Linked DNA regions of Mus musculus: region 2 is linked to region 1. The links are chromatin loops, found by intact Hi-C in ENCODE. Cell type or tissue: gastrocnemius. All regions are shown on one strand. Links, peaks and the distances in the headings refer to the core of each region. The heading gives the core; the rest is flanking DNA. Region 1 holds the start of Pkdcc (protein kinase domain containing, cytoplasmic). Region 2 has its middle 28 kb from the start of Gm41631.

Evidence for each region. A loop is a pair of places that touch in the nucleus more often than their neighbours do. Peaks named below come from ENCODE experiments on the same cell type or tissue, not always from the same donor. Only the 100,000 strongest peaks of a DNase experiment are listed, where the experiment ranks them.
Region 2: a loop joins it to region 1, with 2.3 times the contacts of the local background. A loop is called at or near these places in 3 of 42 quality-filtered maps.

The regions. Positions count from the first base shown.
Region 1 is chr17:83,208,685-83,218,348 of GRCm38, forward strand. Pkdcc (protein kinase domain containing, cytoplasmic) reads left to right here and starts at 6,599. Exons shown (of 7, transcript NM_134117.2): 1 at 6,599-7,420. The coding sequence starts at 6,782. Gm34686 (a long non-coding RNA gene) reads right to left here and starts at 6,450. Exons shown (of 3, transcript XR_001782234.2): 1 at 2,034-6,450. In gastrocnemius, for the core only: CTCF peaks have their summits at 1,965 and 5,848; DNase peaks (open chromatin) are centred at 2,092, 2,746, 5,680, 6,485 and 2 more places; H3K4me3 peaks cover 4,208 bases; H3K27ac peaks cover 7,093 bases.
Region 2 is chr17:83,151,824-83,161,487 of GRCm38, forward strand. No RefSeq gene overlaps it. Among named protein-coding and RNA genes, the nearest start is that of Gm41631, 28 kb to the left of the region's middle. In gastrocnemius, for the core only: no CTCF peak of the experiment used is centred there; no DNase peak of the experiment used is centred there; H3K27ac peaks cover 4,210 bases.

The DNA.
Region 1 (9,664 bases), core at 849-8,848:
GGGGTGCACAGGCCATCCCAAGGGAGCCTTCACCCTCCCTGTGGGTCACAGTGGTCACCTCTGCAGATGGAGCTGCAAGAGCAGGCAAGATGTCTCTCACGTCTCACTACAGATAATCTCCTTTAATGGGTGGGGATTTTGTGCAATTTTTAACTTCCTTTTTTGTGTGTGTGTGTATGCATTTCTGAATTTTTCAAATAATTATTTTAATTCCACACAGCCTCCCAGATTCGAGTTAACCCTTTGTAAACTATCACTTCTGATTAGTTTGTTCTCTTTCATCCTCACAAAAGGGGTAGGGGAAAGTAGGCATGCTTGCAGAGCCCTCTGGGGTTTCTGAAGTACTCTGCGTAGAAGTTGAGGGAGCTTGCTCTTCTACCTCTTCAACATGCCTTTGTCTCCTTCATTTCATCCCCATAGCTACTCACAGCAGAAGGACTCACCGTCAAAGGTTTTAACAGCACCACACACTTGTCTTTTAACCAAGATGGCAGCGCTAGACTGGGAAAGACAATCAAATCAAATCAACCCAGCCAGACGGTGAGCTAAAACACAGGCCAAAAGAGGAAAGTCGTGCAGACCCTCTGCAGCGAGAGGCCTGGGCACCCAGGCTGTGCTCACTCTGCCTCCTGACAGCTCTCTTCGGGGCTCCTTACCTCAGCTCTCTCTTATGTCAATTTTCTCATCATGAAAATTGGAGGTAATGATAGCATTTATCTCCTACAGTTGTTAAGTAGATTATATGATAATGGAAAGTATTTAATAAGTGTGCTCTATCATTAGTATTAATAAGAACAATAAAATAATAAATCTTTATGACCAAGCCTTGTTACCTGGAGGCAAAAGTGACTTTAATGAACTTCTTCTGTCTTGGCTTCCATTGGTGCCTTCGTCCCTGCCAGTCTCTTTGACTGAATTTCCCCCCACCCCCACCCCAAAAAAAAAACTAATGAAAAGCTGAGGAAAGACCCAGGATCGGGACCAGAGTCCCTGTGTTTCATGGTAGTCTACACAGCTGCTTACAAAGGCCAGACCACTCAACAGATCCCCACAAGCTTCAGTGTCTTTGTCTGCAAAATGTCTACCTCAAAGGAGATGGAGCCTTCCCTGGTCCTGAGCATGCTCTCCCAGCATGCCAGATTCTCAGTCAGCCTAGCTCTTTGGACCTCTGTCCTTTGCCCTAGTCCCCACATTCTTCTTTACTGAGGGCCTAATAGTTTGGGATGAATCTTCTCAATTATACTGTAAACTCCTAAGAGGAGTCATAGAGCCAAGACTCTCTTGATGAGGAGTAGTGCCTTCTTCCTATGTGACCCCAGGATAAAGAGGATGGCAGATGAGAGATAATTGCCCACCCTCTGTGAGTTTAGAGCCACGTGACACACTCAGTGATCCCCTCTTGATCCCCCACTCCATTTCCCAAGCTGCAGTGAAAAGAATGGATTCATGGAGCAGGGCAGTGGTGGCATATGCCTTTAATTCTAGCACTCAGGAGGCAGAGGCAGAGGCAGAGGCAGGTAGAGCTCTGTGAGTTCAAGGCCAGACTGGTCTACAGAGCTAGCTGTAGGACAGCCAAGGCTACAGGAAGAAACCTTGCCTTGAAAAAAACAGAGAGAGGGAGGGAGAGGAAGAGAGAGGGAGGGGAGGGAGAGAGGGAGAGAGAGAAGAAGGAAGAGGGAAAGAGCAAGGATTGGTCATAGAAGCTATGATATGTTATCTCCCAGCCATTACCTGCACACATGCCTCCAGCCCTAGCTCTTACATGCTAAGTGTCAGGCTCTATTCCACCAGCCTCTGCTGGCTCAGTCCATCACCACTTGTGGATGGCCAACTCTTGCTCTCCGCTTGCCACTCCATCTACCCAGCATAGGCAAAAGCCCTGGAGCTTGGTCCGTACTGCTTTCCCTCCCCAGCTCCCTGCTTCTCCGTTCAGTTCAGGGTCCCAGCCCCAAAGTAAACCTCTCACACCCTCTCCCGGGTGACACAGCAGGCACAATCTTAGAAAGCCAAAACTGGAGGGAAGATGAGATCACCTCAGCAATGACCAGGCGTCCTGAGCTGTGGCTGCAGCTGAGCTGGAAGGAGCAGCTGGCTAGAGCAGGCCTTGGCAAGAGCTGGCGTGGGGAGCTACTCCATCACAGGGTCTGGTGCCTGCTGGGGAAACAGCATAAACAGGCCAAGCTGTGGGAGCACCAGGAGCCCTCAGAACATTCTGGTTCCTGGTTTGAGAGGGAGACTTGTTTCCTGACATAGTTAAGGAGCTGAGGGGCTCGAGTTTCCAGGCAGAGTCCCACTCAAGGAAGCAAAGCTGTGTCCAGAAAGCTGGGGTCCCCTGAGCACAGCTTTCTCCATCTTTGTCTGACTACCTCTCTTGAGATTCCAGGCCTTTAGCTGTCCATGTTTCTGCCCCTTAATCATCTCTATTCAGGCTTTCTCATTTCCCCATCCCCATCTCCCATAACCTTGGGGACTCTGATGTGGGGCTCCTCTATGTCCTGTGTGTAAGAAACCTGTCATTGTCTGTTTTTGTTTTTGTTGCTATTTCGTTTTGTTTCTGTAGCTTGGAAAGGTGAGCTTCACTTCTTCACTCAGGGAGGTGGACACCGGGTGAAGGAAGCAGGCTGTGGCCACCTCACCCTCCATCCTTTCGAAATCAGTCCCGCTCCCTGAGGACCTGGCTCCAAGAAGGACATAGCTGAGGCTGGGACTCTTGGTTACTGTGGTATCAGAAGGCTGGGTCCAGGCCTTCTGGCAACCATTGCAGTGTACAGGAGAGTCAGTCTGATGAACTGCTTGCCGCTCTGCTGATTCCGGGGAAAGACAATACTCCAACTCAAAGGGAGCCTGGAAGGCCGAGGGATTTCTCCCGTGGAAAACCAGGGGTAACGGAGCCAAAGTTGCTTCGGCCTTGAAGAAGAATCGCAGACAAGCACATTGTCTAGCACAGCAAACATGTCTGTTTGCTATAATTAATTATATAATTACACATACTGAGGACTTACCATAATACAGAGAAGGGTTGACTACCTTGTCTACGGAATGTCAACTGGGACATTACTCCAAATCCAGAGTTCTTTACGCAGCCTTTCCTAGACCTGAGCAAGGGATTCTGTACATTCTTAAAGGAAAGAAAGCCACAGAATTCCAACAATACATCCTCCAGGGCCCTGCATACCCTGGTAATGGAAGGATTGTCTTTACTTTCTATAAAATCTTGCACATGCAGCTGAGACAAAGGAAGGGACCAAAGGACCAGGAGAAGGCACTTCAGGAAGGTAGAAGATGGCCTGGAAGAAAGCACCTGCCTCAGGCTGAGGAGTGTAGCTTTCTTCCGGCTGGTGGAAAGTTGGGGTGCCAGGCTGCATAGAGGGCTACCGGAAGCCCATGGAAGCCTGAGTTACCAGTTCAGCTCATCCCCTGGTTGTTTTGAGAGGAAAACAATTCTCCAACAGAGGCATTAGCGACCTGGGTTGAAAGAAACGGAGTTCTTCAACACGGGCAAGCTGGGAGGATGTGATGTCCTGAAGAAAGAAATTACCGATGAACTATTTCCCAGAAAAGGTGACCTTTTAGAGTCTAGGCCAGCTGCTTCCTTCCCAAGCACTGGTGTCTGACTAGTGTGTGGAATTGGGGGAAAAGGAGGAAAGAAAGAAAACATAGCAAGTCTAAAGCATGAAGCCTTGTTGAGCTAATGCTGGTCTGAAGGCTCTTGTGTGTGGTGAGGAGTCTGGTAAAGAGTGGGATCAAGAAGATGCTGCTGTCTGAAAGCTGTTGAGAAAACAGAACCAGGGCTGAGCTGGACACTGACCCGTGAGGCCCAGGCTATGGTGTGGGCCCTGAGCTGGACACAGGCCTGTGAGGCCCAGGCTGTGGTGTGGGCCCTGAGCCGGACACAGGCCTTTGAGGCCCAGGCTGTGGTGTGGGCCCTGAGCTGGACACAGGCCTGTGAGGCCCAGGCTGTGATATGGGCCCTGCCTAGCCTGTTTTTGAGTGGCTGGGCAAATAAAAATGAGGAAACAGCAGGATTGCATAGTGTTTCTGTTTTCCAATTCTTTGAAACAACTCCTCTTCCTGGGTGGCACACACACACACACACACACACACACACACACACACAGACAGGCAAACAATCAAAAATTGGTTAAAGTCTGTCAATTCAGAAACTCTAATTGGTTCAAAGCTTTGATCTCTTCCTTTTAGGAGCAAAAATCCTATTTCTGTGGCTGAGCATGCATGTCTTGATGTCTATGTGTCTCCCTGGGGGCTGAGGGAAACAGTAAATGTGAGTCAATACAACTGAAGGGTCGCTGTTTCTCTACATGAGGACCCTGCTTTCGGGGTTCTGGGTAGGCACCAGGCGAACACTGGTGCCTATTTCTCTGGCCCTGTTGTGCACTGAACTTTCAAACCATAACAGAAACACCAAAGCTTGGCAGAGATATCACAGGAATAATTATCTAATTTCAGAACATGTTATTATAATACCTACATGATGTGTAATGAAGTTAACAATGTTCACATTCTATTCACCAACTCTGAGCTGTACACTCACGATGCCAAATCCTTCCCCACGGACGCTTCTCCGAGACATGAACATGCAGAGGATCTGAAGAAAGCTTTTCAAGAAATATGCCACACACATACACAGTGTTTGGTTGTGCAGCCATCAGAGGTGAAACCGCCAGAAGTCAAACCTCTCCTGGGCATGGTAGCTAGCTGGTCCTCACACTTCTTGAGTAGACACTGTAGAACTAGCAAGGGAATAGTAGTCACGTTGGGGTCACCCAGGCAGACAGTCTTTCTTTGACTCATCTGTGGGCCAGGGCATTTCTGATCCCCCCCCCCAGCTCCCTTCCCTGGGGTGCTGGGTCTAGATGAGGCTCAGTGAAGGGGACTGTTTGCTCCTGTTCCCTGTTGACTTTAGCCAGTAGCTATGTTTACAAACCCAGGTTGGTTTTCCCAGCACAGTTAATTAGACCAAAGACATCTGGTGTGAGGGCTGGGGAGGGCATCTGCTCAGACAGCCCCCTCCCCAACCTCCCAGCAGCTATGGGCCAGAGCTGGGCGGGGCAGCTTAAACAGGAACAGACCTATAGCGCACACTCCATCAAACCCACCCAAATCTCTCAGGGGGAATCATGGCCTCCTTCAACCTGCCTTTCCCATGACGAATAACTCAGCATGGTCCCCACTTTCTGAGTTTTAGGGGACCAAGAAGTCAGTCAGAGCCAGAAGGCCTACCTCAGTGCGATCACAGGCTGAACTTCCAAAAGAGCTAGCCGCAAGTTTTATTCCCTGTCACAGAGTTCCTCCCTGCGTTGGATAGGAACAGGAGACCTCTTGAGGGAAAACCCCTCCTTCCTAGAAAGCCCCTCAGAAAGGCGGCTCTGGATTCTTTCTCCAGCCCCTAAATTTTACCCCATATGCCGTCGCTCCAGCCGAATCCACGGCACTGCAGGAAGAGAGATAACTTTTTCCTGCCCAGAGCAAAGCAGGAGGGAGCCTGAGGAAGTGAGACGACCTCGGTGGACAGTTTCAGTGCCCTAGGGAAGTGGAGAGCCACGAGGGGGAGGGGCGGCAGCTTATCTCGCAGGAGGGGGGAGCTCACTCCAAACAGCTAATGCACTGGCGTGTGAAAGCCCCTCAATTAGCACTAATGATGCAATCAGGGAGGGAGGAGGAGGGACCAGAAGTTCTGATGGAGTCAGCACTAACACACAGGGCACACACTCACTCCCATCCTAGAGACACAGTAGCCCCTCGGGACATGCGGATGCACACATTCCACAGACAGATGTGCGTGGACACTAATGCACTCGCTGTATACGGTTCCGACCCCCTACTGGCGGGTCAAAGATCGAGGTTCTCGGGGATGGGGATGGAGCTGTGTTGTCGAGATGTGGGGATTCGGGAACCAGGAAAATCAGAAAGTCCTGGTAGAAGACAGTTGAAAAAAAAAAAGAATTCTTCCGAAACCTCCTGATTAACTCTGAGACCACAGTCCCCACCCCTCGCGCTCTCGCAGGTGCGGGGCAGCCTCCCCAGTGCGCCGCCCTTCATCACACCCTGAACCCGGGCTGTCCCAGAGCAGCCTCACCCGCAGAAGGAGGAACCCCTGCGCACTGCACTGCAGCCCCGACTCCCCACCTCCCCCAGGAGGCAGCGTGTACCCCTGAGATCCCCGCACCCGGGCCTTGGCGGCTTGCCCCTTGGAGCCCGTTACCCGCCGGCCTCGCCCCTCCAACTCCCCGCACCAGGTCGGCCAGCTCCGCTTTCGGCCTCCGGGTCCCGTTATCCAGCCTGGCCTCGGGCTTGGAAGCCCTGCGCGCGGCCGCCCCCTCCCCCTCCCCCGCTCCCCAACCCGAGCTCGGGGGGCCGCGCGCCGGGCAGGGCCGGAGCCGCCTCCGCGCCGCTTCCCAGGCCCGGCTGGCCGCGGGAGGAGGTCCCGCTGTCAGTCAGCGGGGAAGGCCGGCCCGGGCGGCCAGAGGGGGCGGCGCCGAGGACTGGCTCGGCCGGGCGCGGGGAGGCGCTGGCGGAGGGGCGGGCGCGGGGGTGGCTCCGGGCCTTATAAGCGGCGGGGGCAGGGCGGGAGGGAGGCAAGTGTCAGGCCGATGTGCCGCCCGCCGGGGGCCGGGGTCGGGGCTGCCCGGGCCATGCGCGCGGGCTGGGCAGGGGGCCGGCGCGGCGCGAAGCCGAGTCGCCTCGGAGCCTGAGCCGCCCGGGGCCGGGGCCGGGGCCGGGGCCGGGGAGCGGCGCGCGGCCGGCCGGGGGGAGGGGAGCGATGCGGCGCCGGCGGGCGGCCGTGGCCGCTGGTTTCTGCGCCTCCTTCCTGCTGGGCTCCGTCCTCAACGTGCTCTTCGCACCGGGCTCGGAGCCTCCGCGGCCAGGCCAGTCCCCGGGGTCCTCGGCAGCCCCGGGCCCGGGCCGTCGCGGGGGCCGTGGGGAGCTGGCCCGGCAGATCCGGGAGCGCTACGAGGAGGTGCAGCGCTATTCCCGCGGGGGGCCGGGGCCGGGAGCGGGCCGGCCAGAGCGGCGGCGCCTGATGGACCTGGCTCCGGGCGGGCCGGGCCTGCAGCGTCCCCGGCCCCCGCGGGTCCGGTCCCCGCCCGACGGCGCTCCGGGCTGGCCCCCTGCTCCCGGCCCGGGCTCCCCCGGCCCGGGCCCGCGCCTAGGCTGCGCCGCGCTCCGCAACGTGTCTGGCGCGCAGTACGTGGGCTCAGGCTACACTAAGGCTGTGTACCGGGTCCGCCTGCCCGGCGGCGCCGCGGTGGCGCTTAAAGCAGTGGACTTCAGCGGCCACGATCTGGGCAGCTGCGTGCGCGAGTTCGGGGCGCGAAGGGGCTGCTATCGCCTGGCGGCCCACAAGCTGCTCAAAGAGATGGTGCTGCTGGAGCGGCTGCGGCACCCCAACGTGCTGCAGGTACGACAGTGGGGTTCCGGGATGAGGGGGCTGGCTGGCCACTCTGAAAGACTCCTTGGTCTTACGGAGTAAATAAGTCTCAGGGCGTCCAAGACTGCCCAGTTGCAGCTAGGTGCAGAACCCAGATTAGGGAACCACACTCAGCACCACCCTGCCGGGGTCTCTCACCCTTTGGGTAGAACCCTGTACCAGCTTAAACGCATCCCGTAAAGACAGAGGCAAGGACCAGAAGGGTCCCAAGCTGGTGATAAGGCAGTGATTAGGAGTTGTGACCACAGAGGACCCTGCTGCTGGCTAAAGCTGGTGGAGTATTATCTCCAGTCATAGTGACCTCAGGTCCAACTCCAACATCCAGCTTCAGTCAGCTCCCAGATGCAGAAATAGGATCCCCCATATTGGTAGAGCCTGAACCATACTTTTTTCAAAGTCCAGCGACACGTCTGGCTTTGGAGGTGATGTTAAGCCTCAGTGGGTATGGGAGGGGCCCAAAAGGAGACCATGGATCTGACTTGATCTTCAGGGAGACCCTCATTTCTCACTGGGCTCACAGGCCATTGAAAGGGATAAAAGAGGCCAGAAAATACACAGCCTTTCCCAGAAGTGACCACAGGCTTCCCTGGGACTTCAAGTGGGTCCAGCTGAACCACAGGGGAAGCCTCAGGATTGTAGGCCAGAAGACTCCAGGTCTGCTAGTATGAATACCACACTCTTGCAAGTGTGCTTAGCCAAGAGGCTAGACGGTTCAAAAAGCTAGATGCATACTTTCCTAGCGAGAAACTCTGTCCTTGTTCATTGGGGGCACAGGCAAGAAGGATGCACCCCCACATCTCGTCCATCCAAGGTTGCATTTAGAACAGACCTTCACAATGCCACCGCCATCCAAACATAAACCCACTTCCCCTCTCTGAGTTCTCTGCCTTGGATAAGACTACTTACTCTCTATGCATATGTGTGAGGTGACTGAAAGGGGACCCCTGACTGCTCTTGGCTGGGTAACATAAGTGTGTGCAACCCCCCCCCCAGCTGTCCATACCACCCACCCACCCTCAGAGTCACTTTTCTATACCCAAAGAGCTGGCCAGAGGCACAGCAGTCCATCTTTTCTTCCCTCAGCACTGAGAAGGGGGCCCCAGGCCTCGAGGGATCTGTGGACCACAGAATAAAGAGGCCACAATACTACTTGTACTCCTAGTGGCTCCAAGTCTCCCTAGAACTAATGCCCCCAGTCCTGGCCATACTCTTGTGACAAGTTCTGTCAAGGTCCCAGGCCCTGCATTTGGTCCCAAACACCCATTGTGTGTGTTTATGTCTGGCTGCATGGCTAACACTGTGACTGGAGCTTAAGGGAGTGAGCGGCTGGTTACGTGGCCATTCTAACTGGGAGGATCTTGGTTGTTTTTTTTTTCCCTCTTCTGGGTTCTTGGGAATTTTCTGGAAACCCTGAGGTGCCAGCCAGATTCTGAGGAGGATGGAGAGGCCTTGACCAAGTGACTTAGCGGGGCATTTGGTGTTTGTTAACTGTTCAAGGCCATTTCTCAGGACAGGTTTGTCATTCAGTTGGGCCTTCCTAGCCATAGGGATTCCTCCCTTGATGGCCTCACCATGCATTTCCACCATGCATTTCCACCGACTACACCTACAACCAGATCCACAGAGTGGTCCTTGTCTGTAACGTTGCCCCCACCCCCCACCCCTAGTAATGAGGGCACCAGAGAAAGACAAGACATTACAAGGGAACATGTCTCGCCCATGCCTTCTCCAGCATGGCATCTCTCAGGATTGTTTGTGAGACTTCCAGTCTGAGGAGCGAACACCCCTAGGACAGAAGGATTTCGAGTCCTAGAGAAAGTGGAAGTCCCTAGGGGACTTGGGGACAGCTTTGGGGATGAGATCCTCTCATTCGTTCTCTGACCACCACGCCATGTCCCTTCTGACTTCTTCAGTTAGGCTGCCTCTGTGGCCAGCACAGCCTGCCGTGGGTCTTCAAAAGACTCAGAAGGCTCAAAAGGCCTTAGAACGGTGTGTGCCGGGAACTAGACACCACGTTGTTTTAATAGCTCCTAATCATTTAAAAGTTCAAAACCGTTTGACTGTTTGCTGACCTAGGGAGGAGCCAGAGGACTTTCTAAAGTATGGCAGGCTCCTGAGACCCAGCTCTGGGTAGCCTGAAGTTACACTGTGGGCTCTCCTAGTGGAATACAGGGCAGCCATGGAGGGCCACTGTGCCTTGCCCAGCACAGACTC
Region 2 (9,664 bases), core at 774-8,773, 57 kb before region 1:
GTCCAGATTCAAACTCCAGTTCTACCAGAATTTAACTTCCCTGTGATTTTTTTTTCTATTTCCAAATTGGAGAAAATAATACTAACCTTAATTTCATTTTTCAAACAGACTATTCAATCCTGCCTGAGCTGGATTAGAAATGGACAGAGGTTATGCTGCAGAGGAAAGATGAAAATACTAAACAAAAGAACTATGTATCTAATATGGCTACTGCTGCACTTACAGGCACTGTGCATTGATGTCTGAGACACTGAGGTTCTTTGAGAGTAGTGAGGATAATGACAGTGACATGTTGGTGACATGTGGAGAGCCTTGTGGGACTCCCAGGCATCCCTCAGAGCTGTCATAAGCCAAGTGTCACTGTCATGACCCTGTTTGTTATATCTAGAGTTATACAGTAGAACGCTGCAAAAACCTAATGACTTAGGACGATCACAAAATAGCGTTCATTTTTTTTTCATAAAGTCCTGACTGGAGTTGGATAGACCCTCCTCCCTGCTCGCTTCTGTTCTTTCAGCAATGGCTGAGCCACTGTGGAAGACTGACTACACACTCCTCACAAGGCATTCACCTGTCTGCTCACTAGGACTGTCAGCTGAGGTCCCATTCAGATTCCAGGACAGACCTTACACAGCCCCTCCTGCATGGGCTGGGCTTTCTCAGCCCAGGTGGCCAAGTTCTAACTAGGTGATAGAGAGAAAAAGAGTGGACCAGGAGAAGCTGCTGTGGCCTAGTCTATGAAGTCCCTCAATACCATTTCTAGCACATTCTGTGTGTTGATGCAATTTACAAAGACCTACCTAGATTCAAGGGGATCTTGGATTTCTCAGGGATGATGGCTAGGCTCTGGAAGAAGACATTGCACCAAGTATACTGCTATGGTCTGTTTTGGAAAATACACCCAGAACAGTGCTGAGGCTAGGGGGAGGCCCTGCACCGGAAGCATAAGAAGGGCTCGCCTGAGCGACTAGACTCAGACTCAAACCCAGGTTCTTCATTCCTCTTTGTTCACGGTGCTTCCAAATCTTACCGATTGGTGGGTGCTTCAGAAGGGCCCAGCCTCTCCCCAGCAGAAGAGTCAAGTTCTAAGATTGTCTACAACTCATGCCAAACTGAGCTAGGGCTGCCAGATGCTGGGAGGCCCTAATATGCCCGAAGGAGATGAAAGGAAATGAATACAACAGGCACTCTTGGGATGTGGAATTACAGATGTAAGGAGATGGTGGAGGGTTGGGGGAGAAAATGTCAGCAGGATAGCAGCCTCCAGGAAAGAAGGCAGAACACTTGTGGGAACGAAAGAGGGTAATCCTAGTGTCTTAGTCAGGGTTTCTATTCCTGCACAAACATCATGACCAAGAAGCTGTTGATCACCAAAGGATGCAGGACTGGAACTCAAGCAGGTCAGAAAGCAGGAGCTGATGCAGAGGCCATGGAGGGATGTTCTTTACTGGCTTGCTCAGCCTGCTCTCTTATAGAACCCAAGACAACCAGCCCAGAGATGGTCCCACCCACAAGGGGCCTTGCCCCCTTGATCACTAATTGAGAAAATGCCTTACAGTTGGATCTCATGGAGGCATTTCCTCAACTGAAGCTCCTTTCTCTGTGATAACTCCAGCTGTGTCAAGTTGACACAAAACTAGCCAATACAGCTGACCCCTTGTCAACTTGACACACAAACACATCACTAGTAAGCCTCAACCCTTACATTCTTATTCATCCCCAAGGTCTAAATAACTTTAAATGTCCCACAGTCTTTACATATTCTTAAAATTTCAATCTCTTTAAAATATCCATCTCTTTTAAAAATCCAAAGTCTTTTTAAATTAAAAGTCTCTTAACTGTGGGCATCACTAAAACAGTTTCTTCCTTCAAGAGGGAAAATATCAGGGCACAGTCACAATCAAAAGCAAAAATCAATCTCCAACCGTCCAATGTCTGGGATCCAACTCACGATCTTCTGGGCTCCTCCAAGGGCTTGGGTCACTTCTCCAGCCATGCCCTTTGTAGCACACGCGTCATCCTCTAGGCTCCAGATGCCTCTACTCCACTGCTGCTGCTGCTCTTGGTGGTCATCTCATGGTACTGGCATCTCCAAAACACTGCATGACCCCTTCAGTCCTGGGCCATCAATTGCAACTGAGGCTGCACTTTCACCAATGGCCTTCCATGGCCTCTCACAGTGCCAAGCCTCAGCTGCTCTGCTCAACTCCTTCATGCCTTCAAAACCAGTACCACCTGGGTGACCCTTACACGTTACCAAGTCCAGCCAGAGCACAAGGTACAACTTTGGCTATATCTGGAACGCAGCCACTGTGCTCTCAGAAAACACTTCCCAGAAGATGTCACCTCAATGATGCTGGTCTCTTCTTAATCACCGCTAATTTCTTAGCTCCAGCTAACCAGCATCAAAAGTCCCAGTAATGCAAAGTTTTTGCTTTAGTAGTTCTGGTATCTTGTTAATCACAGCTGATTCTTCAGCCCCAGCTAACCAGAACTACAGAATCTTCACAATCAAAACAGCAATGGCCCTGAAAAGAGTCTTTAATTTTCCCTCTGAAATTTCACAAACCAGACCTCCATCTTCTGCAGTGTTCTCAACATTATCTTCCAAGCTCCTACACAACATCTGACAGAGCTCTTAACAATGGATGGATCTTCAAGCCCAAAGTTCCAAAGTCCTTCCACAGTCCTCCCCAGAACATGGTCAGGTTGTCACAGGAATACCCCACTCTGCTGGTACCAATTTGTCTTAGTCAGGGTTTCTATTCCTGCACAAACATCATGACCAAGAAGCTGTTGATCACCAAAGGATGCAGGACTGGAACTCAAGCAGGTCAGAAAGCAGGAGCTGATGCAGAGGCCATGGAGGGATGTTCTTTACTGGCTTGCTCAGCCTGCTCTCTTATAGAACCCAAGACAACCAGCCCAGAGATGGTCCCACCCACAAGGGGCCTTGCCCCCTTGATCACTAATTGAGAAAATGCCTTACAGTTGGATCTCATGGAGGCATTTCCTCAACTGAAGCTCCTTTCTCTGTGATAACTCCAGCTGTGTCAAGTTGACACAAAACTAGCCAATACACCTAGGGACAAGTCAAGACGGGAGAAAGTGAGGGGTGTCCAGTTGGGATGGAAGAGCTCCTTCTAGAGAACTTATACCTGAACTTTGAAGTCTGTCAAGCCCTGTAGAAGATGCAGATAAATCACACCGATGTGATTCAAACCATCACTCCTGAGCCCTAAATCAGTCATAGGAGATAGAAAGACCCTAATTTCCGCATAGACTATTGAGCAGCCAAGAGCACAGCCCTCTTTCACCAGGCTAGGGCCAGAGCAAAGGGCCCTGAGAGATCCCTACACAGTCCAAGAGCAAGAAGGAAGATGAGATAGAGGTGGGACTTCAGGCCATGTGACATGCGACCTTCAAGAGTCTATTTGTGGGTATGGGTTGATATGTGATAGTCACGGGTGTTGGTGACTGATCTGCTGGGCTCCATTCAAGTCACAGCTCAGTCTTGCCACACCAAGGCAGCCAGCAGCACCAGAGTAAGGCAGTTATGATGGCACTGGGTCTCAACCCATGTGGGCACAGTCACCTCTCTGCTCCACCACCCACAGCTGTACAACTTTGGAAAGCCACTGAGTTTCGCAAAGACTTGTTTCCTCGTCTATATTGAGGGCACAGAGGCTCTATGGGCCTTACATAAGATTGTTTATGTTCAGTGACTACTATAGGGCCTGGCACCAAGAAATGGTCATTCTTCCTCCCTCTCCCTCCCCTAGTTTCTCCCTCCCCTCTTCCTCCTCTTTCTTCTTCTTCTTCTTCCTCCTCCTTTCCCTCCTTCCCCTCCCCTTTCCCCCTCCCCCTTCCTTTGTATAAACACTGAAGCACAATTCAACCTTCCACCTCTTTAACATCTCTTTGGCCCAACCCAGACCAGTGACAGAATGTTGTGGAGGAGCTGGAGACAGACACACTTACCTTTTGTTACCCAACGTAGATGAGACTTGGACAGATAGTGTACAGGGGCCTCCCAAACTCTGGGGTCCTATCAGTTCTTTCTCTTTTGTCCTTGTTCCTTCTCCCAAGTGTCACAGAGAAGCCATACTTGGCACAGGGAAACCCTGACCAGAGCCAATAAGGTTTGTCTAAAGTCCACCCACCACTGCATCCCTGACTTCTGAGGCCTCTCAGTTTCTTGTCTCTAAACCAGGGCTGGTATTTGAGTGGAAGAGACTATATCTCAGGCTTATTTTCTTGTAGGACTTTTTATTCTCACACTACTTTTCTGGGGTCTCTGGAAGTCTCCCACTACCTCCCAATATCCCCAAGCCAAAAGTACTTCCCCTGTAGCTGTTAGGAGGGTGAAAGCAGCCAGCCTCAAATTTCTGTGGCTTCCCTTTGAGACCTGGACTAGCCTGGCAGCGTGGTTTCTTTATCCCCTCCTCTCCTGGCAGCAGTAACATCCCCCACTTAAGTCCTGCCTAGACCGGATTGGGGAAGAGGGAGGTTGGGGTCCATGGAAGTCATAACCCTGAGCTTTATGGGGGTTTGGAAGGCCAGGTGCAGAGCCGGGTCCCATCCTTTCTCAACATCTTGTTAAAAGATAAAAGAAGAGAAGGGGGGAGTCACTGTAGCGGGAGCGGGTCCAGATGAGAAAGGATGTTAGATACAGTGTGATCATGTCATAACCAGTCAGTGCCGGGGTGGGGGGTGGGGGTAGGGAGAAGGGAGGAAGTGTCCATGGGTTGACAAAGTTTACTGACTACAGAACTAGGGTTCAGAGAGGTGTTAGAAGAGCTGGGTTTCGCTTGAAAAGGAACGACAGCCACCTTCCAGGAGACCCAGCTCACAATTCCCAGAAAAGTCACAGTCGGGTTCTTCTTTTGGGAGACCCATTCCTGTCTTCCCCAACTTCAGACCTGCTCCAGAGAGGGGCCTCTGAGCAGCCGGAGTCAAACACCGCCTCTGCTCTCCCAGCCCCAACATTTATCTTTGGGTTATTTTCACTCCTGAGAACAAAGACGCTTTCTATTCAGCAAGTGGCAGGAACCCACACCTCTGACAAGCCATAGATCACCCTCAGGGAGGGCAGGAGGAGCTGGTTCGGCACGTGGGCCTGCGGCCTGTTTCTTCTTCCCACCCAGACCCTCAGAGGCTGTGTCTGGCTTGCGACTTGTGAGGGGATCCTAGACAGAAGGCAGAAACACACTGGTCCTAAAAGCTGGCCACCAAGATGGAACAAGGGATGAGGCATGGCTAAGTCCCAGAGAGCGGGAACCATCAAGGACAAATTAGGAGCCCTGAGCAATCCCTTTCGTGGGCCCAGACTCTTGGATGCAGTTTCCTCCCAGGAGATACACGATGGCCACCTGAATCACCCAGAGCTTCCAAGAAAGCTCTCAAAGAAAAGTCACCAGTAAAGGAAAGACAGATCCTAAACGCTGGACAGGCACAAGCTCTGTAGCTGGATTTGCTGTGAAAGGTTTAACTTGTTAAACCTTGGTATGAATCCTGTATAAGCTGGGATCTGGGTTCCTCTTCCACTCTGTACACGGGGCTTCTCAATCTTACCACTGGTGGGTACTTCAGTAAACCATTTGCGTGTGCGTGCCATGGTACATGCGTGTTTCCACGCACATGTTTATACACTTATAGCTGCACATATAGGAACATGTACAATTATATATCTAAAGATGCAAACATATAAACTATCTTTACTTTTACACATTTGGGCAAGAAGTTAAACCCGTCAATCTACTTAAACTTAGCCGAGAATGTATATATCATCCCACATTTGTCACCTCGCTACTGACTGTTCCATTAGATGGCTATTGGCGGTAATAGGAATAAAAGTCCATCTTGGTTTGAGAGGGACAGCACATAATCACATAACTTACTCTTCCGTGACTATTTGTGACTGTCAGTAGAGTCATTCCTCTAAGGACCTCCAGGCAGTTTGAGAGGTACATGGACAGTTTCTCTGACAAATATTGTTAAAATATTCTCCATAGGAAAGGCTGCATGTAGTTACACAGACTCTAAAGCATTAAAGGACTGGCTCCCCTGCATCTTGGCTAACACGGTGTGCTAGATAACATTTCAATCCACACTGAGATGAGAATAGCAGCGCCTCCCTGTAGTTAGATGTTACATTTCATGCATCACAAATAAGATTGAGAACTTCTTGGGTAGTTAAAGGTCATTTATACTTAAGGAGGCTTTGAAAATACACACATCTCTGGGCCCTAAACTTTAAAATAAGATTCAGCGACCCCACCTGAGTTAGTGATTTAAAAAATATAATCACTGGGGGTAGATAAATATTTCAAAAGTCAAACATGAAGTATGTAATCTGGAAAGGCAGCGACTGGTAAGATGTATTTTGACTAAAAAGTTCCGTGCTGACTCATTTCGAGAGTGTGAAAACAAGCAATGACCTAGCAGGAGACATGTATTTGGTTATAAGTACAAAGAACGTACAACCACATGCGAGTGCCTACCCATCAACAAGAGGCATTAACAGCCTAATTGTTTTTTTTTAGACAGAACCAAAATATAAAGAGATGTTTGCAGACAAAGGTAGATGAATAGCTGGTACCCATATGAAAAGATGTGTATTTCACAACTTTTCAGTAAAATGCAAATTAAAACCACAATAATTAAAAAAGAAAGAAAGAAAGAAAAGTAAGGGAGAGAGAGAGAGAATCAGCAGTACAGTACACTGGTAAATGTTTAACAACTGACTGTACACAGGAAAAAAAAATGTTTTTTAAAGCCCTAATTTGTGGTACTTACTCATGGCAATATCTCCCGACACCAATGTGACACCACTCAATGCAGAATTTGGGGATAAATGTACAAGAGTGAACACTCAGGAGACACCCAGTCTGGTTCCAGCGTGTCCTAGAAACCGCCACACACCCACGAAGGCTAAAATGAAAGGCCAACCATGCAAGCGCTGGCAGGGAGGCAACCGGCTGCCTGGGGTGCAGTTTGGTAGCGATGGCGAAAGCTGTACTCTGAACACACCCGTTCTCATGGTGCTGGCTACCCTGAGGAAACAAGCGCATCTAAGATCTAACTCTAATCAATGTGAGAAGCTTCAAAAGATACGTAATGAGTCAACTGCCTGCCACATCTTGGCAGGGTTTTCCTGAGCCCCTTGGCTTCTTCTACATCAAAGGTTAATGGGACCATTTTCTATGATGCTACAAAAGAAATGGCTGGGCTGGAGGGATGTCTCAGTGGTTAAGAGCACTGACTTTTCTTCCAGAGGTCCTGAGTTCAATCCCCAGCAACTACATGGTGACTCACAACCATCTGTAATGGGATCTGATGTCCTCTTCTGGTGTGTTTGAAGATAGTTACAGTGTATTCATATACATAAAGTGAAGGAAGGGAGGGAGGGAGGGAGGGAGGGAGGGAGGGAGGGAAGGAAGGAAGGAAGGAAGGAAGGAAGGAAGGAAGGAAGGAAGGAAGGAAGGAAGGAAAAAAGAGAAGAAAAGAAAAAGAAATGGCTAAGCATACTTCTAGTGTGGCTGGTTAAAAATTGTTTTTTATGATGGGCACAGCTTTAATCTCAGCACCTGGGAGGCAGAAACAGGTGGATCTCTGTGAGTTCCAGGCCAGCCAGAGGTATATAGCAAGTCTGAATCAAAAAAGTTATTTTTTTAATATTGATTATGTTTCTTTTTAAATTTTATTGGCTATTTGTGCATACGTGCATGCGAGTAGGATCACGTATTCCATACCGCAGAGGTGGAAGTCAGAGGACAACTGATAAGAGTCGGTTCTCTCCTTCTACCTCATAGGTCTTGGGATCCCAGCTCCGGTCATCAGGCATGGCAGGAAGCACCTTCAGCAGCCGAGCCAGCTTGCCAGCCCCCCAGAGAATTTCCTTCCAGCTTCATCATTACACATAAATGCTGAGAATGTCTTGGTGAAGCCCCCATCCAGGCCCTTTCTTGGAAAAGCCTCTTTGGGGAGGTTTGTTAGCACGGTGACTCATCTTAAAACCATCTTGGAGTTGATGATATCCATTAAGCAATCTATTGTTGTTGTCATGGCTTATGAGCTTTGAAGCATGTCACGGGTGTCAATATTTTGTGTCCAAAGAGCTAGGACCATGTTCTCCTTACATCTTGATGATAAGTTGACAATCATAAACATATGCATTCACAGACAAGTATTTTATGTGTGTAGGGTTACTGCCAACTCATGCCATATAACTGGAGGAATTCAGACTAAAACTTATTTCACTCAAAAACGGAGAAATGAGTGGTGTGTTTATAATTGCACATACCTCTCTGTTTTGATATAGTATTGATGAGAATCAAATTCTTACTTATAGTGTATTGATAACAGCAATGATTCCTACATTAGCCTACCACTGTAAGGATGAGCCAACATGTGGAGTTACAAATCCCAAACCCGTCAAGCTGGCCGGATTTGGAAATAGAATCTTTGCTGATAGAGCCAAATTAATGATTTTAATGCCATTTTTTATCCCTGGGCATGGTGACTCGGACCTTTAATCTCAGCTCTCAGGAGGCAAAGACAGGCTGACCTTTGTGAGTTTGAAGCCAGCCTGGTTTGCATGATGCAACTCATGCCAGCCAGAGCTGCAAAATGAGACCCTGTCTTAAAGAACAAAAACAAAAGGATTATCTGGATTATCCAGATAAGCCCAAAGCCCAGTGATAAGTGTTCTCGAAGCAAGCAGAACACAGCCCGGCATAAAGACAGAGTTAAGTCTAGAGTTACAAGGCCCAGGCCAAGGAATAGCCAGCGCCACTAGAGACAAGAGATCAGGAGGATTTTCCTTTAGAGTTTTGTGAAGAGTCCTCTCAACACCTTGGTTTCAGACTTGTGGACTCCAGAACTTTAAGTTATTTTTAACCACACAGCTTCTGGCCATCTGTTGCAGTAGCTGTAGGGAAGAAGCTAACACTATGTACCACAAACTTAGTTTCTCCTCCACTACCCAAATTCTGAATAAATAATAGACACAATTTGAAATGCCCTCTGGCCATGCATCTCATCTTGCCACAGAGTGTACAGAAGTCTCTGGAAGCTGTTCCCGGCACAGATGGCCAGCAACAAACTACACACAAAGGGCCTGAAAGCTACATAAGAATGAAATGTCTTACTGGGGGCTAGAGATGTGGCTCTGGGGTTAAAGCACTTGTTCTGAAAGAGTAAGGGATAGAGTCCTATCCCTGGGATCAGTGGTTCTCAACCTGTGGGTCACAACCCCTTGGAAGGTTGACTAACCCTTTCACGGGGGCAGCCTAAAACCATCAAAAACATAGATATTTACATTATAATTCATAATCGCAGCAAAATTAGTTATGAAATAATTTAATAACTTAATATTACGGTTGGAGTCACTTCAACATGAGGAACTGTATCAATGGGTTGTAGGAGGGTTGAGAACCACTGCCCATGTAAATGCTGAGTGGGTATGCTGGCACACCTGCAAGTCCAATACTTAAAAGGCACAGAGGATCTGAGAGCAAGATAACTAGCTACACTAGTTTGTGTCTGCAAGACCTTGCCTCAGTGATTTAGATGGAAAGTAATGAAGAAAAATCCCAAAGCCAGCCTCTGCTCCCCACGCTTGTGTGTGTGTGTGTGTGTGTGTGCACTCGTGTTCATACAC